Regions from separate parts of the Homo sapiens genome. Here region 1 is linked to region 2. A link is a contact called in ENCODE Hi-C or POLR2A ChIA-PET data. All regions are on one chromosome and are shown on one strand. Each heading gives the region's core, a stretch centred on a gene start or an enhancer-like site at or near the end of the contact. The rest is flanking DNA. Distances are from core to core; before and after follow the strand shown. Region 1 has its middle 130 kb from the start of GDF10. Region 2 has its middle 190 kb from the start of PTPN20.

Region 1 (3,205 bases), core at 193-2,692, 61 kb before region 2:
CCCCGCCCATATCCTGCTGATTGGTCCATTTTTACAGAGTGCTGATTGGTCCATTTTACAGAGTGCTGATTTGTCCATTTTTACAGAGTGCCGATTGGTGCATTTACAAAACTTAAGCTAGACACAGAGCACTGATTGGTGTGTTTATAATCCTTTAGCAAGACAGAAAAGTTCTCCAAGTCCCCACCCGACCCAGAAGACCAGCTGGCTTCACCTCTCACTTCCATGCTGCCAAGACCCCTAAGACTCCCAGAGCCTCCTTCCTCGGCTCCTCACTGCCCCTTCCCGCCCTACTCCATGCCTCCATGTTTTCCCCAGGACCCAAGGCCAGACTTCGCTCTGAGCTCCCTGACGCTTTGGGCTGAGGCCAGGCCCTGATATACCGGTACTGCAGGAAAAGAAAGGAAAAGAATCCAGAAGGCTCCTCCTGGGCTTGCACAAATTCCCCTCTGCTTGGTCTGAAGAGGCACGTACTAGGAGAGTGCACAGGTAACAGTGAAGCCCCCTTACCCAGTGACCCTTCCTCCTGGTTACCACATTCCCCAGTGGCGCCTGGTCTATGACAGCTGTGTCTCTGCCTCCACAGGGCTCAGGGCAGGTCCTGGGGCACTTCTCCCGCTGGCCCTGGATGAGTCAGCACCTCAGGCGCATGCAGTAGGTGCTCAAGACTCAGATCCCTCCTCTTGTCTAGGCCTCCAGTTGGCCCGGATTCTGGGGGCCCTAGGGGACCCCCTCCCTCCCCTTCTGGCTTTTGCTCACACACACTGGACCTGATAAAAGTTCCAGCATGATTTATCAAACACCCTGGCTCCTCCAGGCTGAGCCCCTGGGGGATTTTGAAAGGAAACAGGCTCCATGTGCTTCCAATCCACTCCACGCAGCTCATTGCGCTATTGTTCCGTCTAGCGGGGGATGTGCGGGACACCCTGGAACCGTTCGTGGCTCTGTTTAAAGATGTTTTTCTTAGAAGCAGGAAGTTACGTCCTGCCAAGAAGAAATGAAAATAAAGCCCCGAGGGTTCACTCGGGGTTCGCTGGGAGCCGCGCTGAGCTGTTGCAGCGTCTTGGCCCGGCCGAGGAGGAAGTTTAAAGGGGCCTCTGTCTAGAGCTCTGAAGGCAGGCAAGGCAGCCTGGCAGTGACCATCAGGCAAGTCAGAGACACACGCGAGCTCTCTGCCCCAGGGGCCCTAGGGTGGCCTCACAGGGCACAGCAGAGCCCTCCTTCTCGTGATCACGCTGCGGTCGGGTTGGCTGCTCCTTCCCATTCGTTCCTCTGAATCTCTGCAGAGGCCGGGGGCATGTGGGAAGGGCCCAGGAAAACCTCAGGTCCAAATCTTGGCTCCTTGTATGATAGACGTGTATCTTGCACAAAGTACTTCACCTCTCTGGGCAGCAGATGTCGTGCTGTGAACTCTGGGGCTGCTCTTCCCCCTGCCCCAGGCTTTCTTACATACTTCCTACTAACCCCCAGCCTCCGAGGACCAGGTTCAGACAAAACTGTCTATCAAAGTCATTCCCTGGGTGAGTGTGACTGAACAAAATCAACAGCCCAGCCCGGTAATGCCAAGAGGCTCCAGGCCTCCCACAGAGGGAGGGGCTCCTCCAAGGCTGTGGGTACAGGTGTTCTTCTGGGGTTCCCAGGGCAAGCCGGGAAGGAGTACTGCAGAGCCCCACGGAAGGATGCATGAGCACAATTGCTCTTTCTTGCCTCTGAGGAAACTTCTTGGCAGACAGTGTAGAATTCATTTCTACCTCTTTTCATTCATTCAACAAGTACTGAGAGCCTTCCATTTGCTTAATAAGAAAAAGGGGCTAGGACTTTGAAAGCCAAAACTGTTTCTGTCATTTACTGACTTTGAGATCTTGGAAAACTATGTATAAGTCTCAGTCTTCTAACTATAGAATGGGAATAAATGTCTCTACCTTTTAGGTCCTTGTAAAGATCAAGCACTCTTGGATGTCCCCTGCACTGCAGGGAAACGTGGCTGCTGCCTCTTCTGGTTGCCTGCAGCTCTTTGCATAGAGTTCATGTTAGCCTTGGTGATTCATGAGTGCGTGATTGTCACCAACACGTGTTTCTGAGTGCTGCAGGGTGGGGGCTGCACTTTATGCCTCAAGCTGTCCCCAGATTCTGGAAGAGTCCCCTGCTCACTTGAGGGTGGGTTGAATGAATAACAAACTGATTTATTTCCTCCATCATGTCCTGAGAGGATACCTGGGCTGCAAAAATAAACATGCCTGAGGTCTACCAGATCTGGGCAGCATGGTGGGACAGAGGGACAACTGAAGGCTGATGTCGTGGTCACCTCCCAGCCAGTTGAAGGGCTGCTGGGGCACTGACGGTAGACAAGACATCTGAAGCCAGTTAGTAAGACTCCAGGGCTTACGAATACTGCCCAGTTCCTGAAAGTGGCGTCCTGCAGGCAAGGAGAGCACACTGTCCAAGTCATAGTTGGAGGCACATTGAAGGCACCAGCACCATCTGGCCCTCTACCCCAGAACTTGGAACCAGCGGGAATCACAGGACTATAGGTTTCAGCTCAACCAAAGAAAGGAGTTCTCAACAATCAGAACTGTCTGACTATAGAATGAGCTGCCGAGGTGTTGAGTTTCCCAGCCCTGAGGGTTTTTATGTAAGGCACCCACAGCTATATTCTAGGAATGTCTTATTGGTGTGGTGAGTCATGAACCACTGGAGGCTTGATTGCGTTCCAAAGTGTGGCACATACACGATTGGTGGTCCATGCGCTGATTTTATAAAGCACACAGACCATTTTTTTAAAAAGTGTGTTTTCTTTCTGTTAAATTATATAGATTTTGTAGTTATTCCCTATTTTATGAGAAGTGATAACTGTTTTTCATTTATGGAACAACAAAGTTTTATTTTAAACAAATATATCAAATACAATACCATTTATAATTGCTCAAAAATAAGATACTTAGATGTGAATCTAACAAAATATGCATAGGACTTGCATGCTGAAAATTACAAATAGTGATTAAAGAAATCAAACAAGATCTAAGCAAATGGAAAGACATACCATAGGCTGGAAGATGCAGTGAACTGAAGATGTCAGTTCTCCCCAAATTGACACACAGGTTTGATGCAATTCTATCAAAACCTTAGCAAGATTTATATTTTTTTGGCAGGGGAAAATTATTCTAAAATTTCAATGAAAAGGCACAAAAACTTGAATAACTAAATC
Region 2 (3,699 bases), core at 1,200-3,699:
GACAGAAGCAGGGAACTCCTGGGGGCCATGTCCTTCCTCCACCCCTATTTCTTGTTAAGAGAAACCCAGTCTCATACATTAAGCCGAGAATGGGGATACATTCATTTGTTGGAGAATTTAAAGAACAAGATGTTGTATTTGGACAGAAAGAAATGGCTGTTTTTTGAGTAAGGAAATCTGACACAGGCCACCACATGGATGAACCTTGAGGACATCATGCTTAGTGAAATAAGCTAGTCAGAAAAGGTCAATTCTGCATGATTCCACTTATATGAGGGTCCTAGGGGAGTTAAAATTATAGAGACAGGAAGGCTAATGGTGGTTGCCAGGGCCTGGGGAGAGGCAGGAATGCGAACTGACTGTTTAATGGGTTCAGAGCTTCAGTTTTGCAAGATGAAGAGTTCTGGAGATGGACAGTAGTGAAGGTTGCACAGCAACAAGAATGTACTTAATGCCACTGAATTGTTCACTTAAAATGGTTGAGAAAGTCAATTTTATGTTATGTATATTTTATAATTTAAAAACTGGGAAAAAGAAATGACTGCCTATGATATATTAAAGTGAAAAAAGAGAGAGAAGGGGGAGTAAAAGATGCATGCTCTTATTCTGATCACTCAATTAAGTGAAATAGTATAAATCCTCAATTTAAGGTAAAAATTACTCCTTGGCTTTGTAAAGAGTGTCAGACTCTGAGACAGAGAGAACTAGCTTCCTGTCTTGCTCTTACAGTTACTGGCTCAATGGACTTTATCTTTAGAACATTCAGTCTCTTCATCTATAAAATGCAGCAAAATAATACACAGGTTTTTGAAACCTTTGGTTAGATCTCATTAAACACTCTGTGCAGCCTGGTTCATCCTGCAAACTGCAGAGAAAGAGGTTTATAAACCTAGATGACAGAGCAGGCCGTGGGCATTGCAGAGGAGTTATCTGGAACTCTCAGTGAATCCCACAACTCATAAATAATATTATGACAAAAACTCTTTCAGTCATTCCAAAAATGTGCTGCTATCAGAGGTGTTATTATAATTTTTTTTTAACTTGGATGTCCAAGAGGGGACGGGCAGTTCTTAATGTTATCCTTTAATGCCTTAGACTGGCCAGGATGGTGGGACACCCTTGCTCAGTGTTGGAGGCTACCATGTGACAGTACAGGCTAAGGCTGGCCTGTCCCCATATGGACTTGTGTCTGCTATTAAATGCTGTCCTCAACTTTAACCTTTTTCCTAGATGAGCTTTGTATGAGTTTTCTATTGCTGCATAAGAAAATTACTCCAAGGCATTAGTGGCTTAAAACAATACTTATTTTGCTTATGAATCTGAAAGTCAGACAATGTGGCTTATCTGTGCCTTATGTGGCATACGTTGGGTTGGAGGGTCTACTTCCAGGCTGGCTCGTTCACTTGGCTGGCAAGTGGCCACTGGCTGTGGACCAGGAGTTCAGCTGGGGCTGGGCACTTGGGATCAGTTCTTCCACACGTAGGCCCCTCCACAGGCTGCTGGGGCTTTCTCACAGTGTGGTGGTAGGGCTCCAAAAGTAACTGTCCCCAGAGAACCTAGCAGAAATGCATGACAATATTATGACCCAGCCTAGCCTTGGATGTCACATGGTGTCACTTCCTCCATATTCTATTACTCAAAGCAGTCACCCAGGCCTGGTTCCAGGGGAGAGGTCATAGGTGCCACTTCTAGATGAGGGAAGTGGTAAGATTGTGGAAAGGCACGTGGGACAGAAGATACTGTTAGGGCCATCTTTGAAAAATACAATCTGCCACAAGTTCTGTCCTCAGCTGGGAAGAGTGCCACCCCTGTCTGCAAGTTCCTCAAGTTTCCCTAACTTAACTTTGCTAGGAGGAAGGGCCTGTTTGGCCAAATACCTAATGCCTTCCTCCCCTTCTCAGAGGGATGTGAATAACTTTCCTGCTTTCCCCCAAATCTTATTTCTGCTGAGAATCAGGAGTACAGCTTCCTGTTAGTGTCACTTCACCACCATCTCCATTAAACATCCTTCTCACTTGGTAATCAGTTTTCCAGCTGCAGCACCTCTGAGATCACTCCAGAAATCATGCCCTCTGCTCCCAGTGTGGGGACCTGTGCTAATCTGAGGCGGGTCCTGAAGCAGCGCCTCTTGGACCTGCTTCTCAGACACTCCATCAGAAGCAAGACACAGTGCCTCCCACTCCGGCAGCTCACCCAAATGAAGGGCCCCTCTCCCTTCATCTAGCACTGCCTGGCCCCTGTCAGACCTCAGCCATCACCACTCCCCATGGAGCCAGAGCTGATAGAAGTATCAGTCCATAAGCCATTCAGACATGCAGACAGACACAGGCCTGGGAAACTGGACTTCTCAAGTCAGTGACGAAAGCTCTGGTGAACACAGCTGAGGAGGTGCTGTCATGATTCTCTCCCATCCCCCAGGAGAGGAAACTGAGGCCTAGGGAGGGTTAATGATGTGTTCATGGTTACAGCTGGAACATTTCAACTAAAAATTTTTGAAGTTGTGTCCAGAATGTTTCCTATAACATTCTGACTTTCCAGAAAAAAATGTAATTGCTATATTTCTCATAGTATTTATCTTATGCATCAAAGTGTGATGTAAGAGTAATAAAAAAGGAATGAACTATTGATATATACAGCAACATGAATGAATCTTAATAAAAAGAGTGTACACTCATCCATCCATAGAAAACTCCAGAAAATGCAAACTAGTGAATAGTAACAAAACAGATCAATGTTTGCCTGAGGATGGGGGCATAAGGGTGGGAGAAAAGGATTATATACGGGTGCAAGGAAACTAGGAAATGATGGATGTCTTTGTTATCTTGATGTGGTGGTGATTTCATATGTGTCACAATGTTAAAAATTGTGCATTTTAAATGAGCAGTTTATTGTATGTCTACTATACCTCAAAAAAGCTATTAAACATGAATAAAAATTATTATGTGAAACAGAGCTAAAGTTATTTTACAGCCATGAAGAAATCAGGATTCCTTTCTATAAATATGTTTGAATAATTTTAATCTGGTGAAGATTTGTACTAATTTCTTAGAGAAAGGAAAAACACAAATAAATGATGAAAATGTAAATAAATAGTTTTTGCTAAAAGGAGAAATTCATATGCCAGGAGCTTGGCTGTCTCTTAATCAAAAAAAAAAAAGACATATGTCATTGTGATTTTGCCCTAAATTAAATTGAAAATGTCATTTTGTTTCATCATCAAGACTATCATCCAAGGGAGATGTTTTTGCTATTGTGATTTTGCAGATTGAAAAACCGAGTCTCAGAAAGTTCTAGGACATCTCCGTGGCAAAGATGGGATTGGACCAAGGTCTCTGTGCCTGGTTCTAAAACTCACTCTTTCATCCATAGCACACCAACTCTTTTCAAATAAAGAGAAAGAGGGAAGGAACAGAATGGATGGAGATATGGGGGCCCTTTTCTTCCAGGTGCCCCAGGAAGGGAATTTTGGAGTCCACTGAAATACCATCCTGGGAAATGGAGACGCAGAGGGGTTGCACCATCCTTGTCTTCCACAGTGACTCTCCTACAAACACCTCTCCTCTCCTTCCCCTCTTTGGCTCCAGAAGGAGCCCTCCTCAGTTGGCCTGAATGCAGCCTTCTGGTGGGAGTGATGAAAGGCTGTGACATGCTCTCTCCTCCTTCCTCCTTATTTTGATGGCAAGAATAGAGAGGAACATT

The links. A loop is a pair of places that touch in the nucleus more often than their neighbours do. ChIA-PET counts read pairs that join two places held with the same protein, here RNA polymerase II (POLR2A). Pooled maps may share reads with other maps.
Region 1: a map of endothelial cell of hepatic sinusoid shows a loop between it and region 2 (6-fold over the local background). The contact joins two enhancer-like sites. A Hi-C loop is called at or near these places in 6 of 168 maps with a recorded cell type or tissue (A673, GM12878, aorta and 2 more) and 3 of 50 pooled maps. POLR2A ChIA-PET finds 5 or more read pairs at or near these places in 2 of 52 experiments (AG04450 and PC-9).

The regions. Positions count from the first base shown.
Region 1 is chr10:47,163,773-47,166,977 of GRCh38, reverse strand. No RefSeq gene overlaps it. Among named protein-coding and RNA genes, the nearest start is that of GDF10, 130 kb to the left of the region's middle. Within about 2 kb of position 1,442, at least 30 of the 41 ENCODE cell types and tissues checked have a DNase peak (open chromatin) inside an H3K27ac peak, as active enhancers do.
Region 2 is chr10:47,102,946-47,106,644 of GRCh38, reverse strand. No RefSeq gene overlaps it. Among named protein-coding and RNA genes, the nearest start is that of PTPN20, 190 kb to the right of the region's middle. Within about 2 kb of position 2,449, at least 5 of the 41 ENCODE cell types and tissues checked have a DNase peak (open chromatin) inside an H3K27ac peak, as active enhancers do.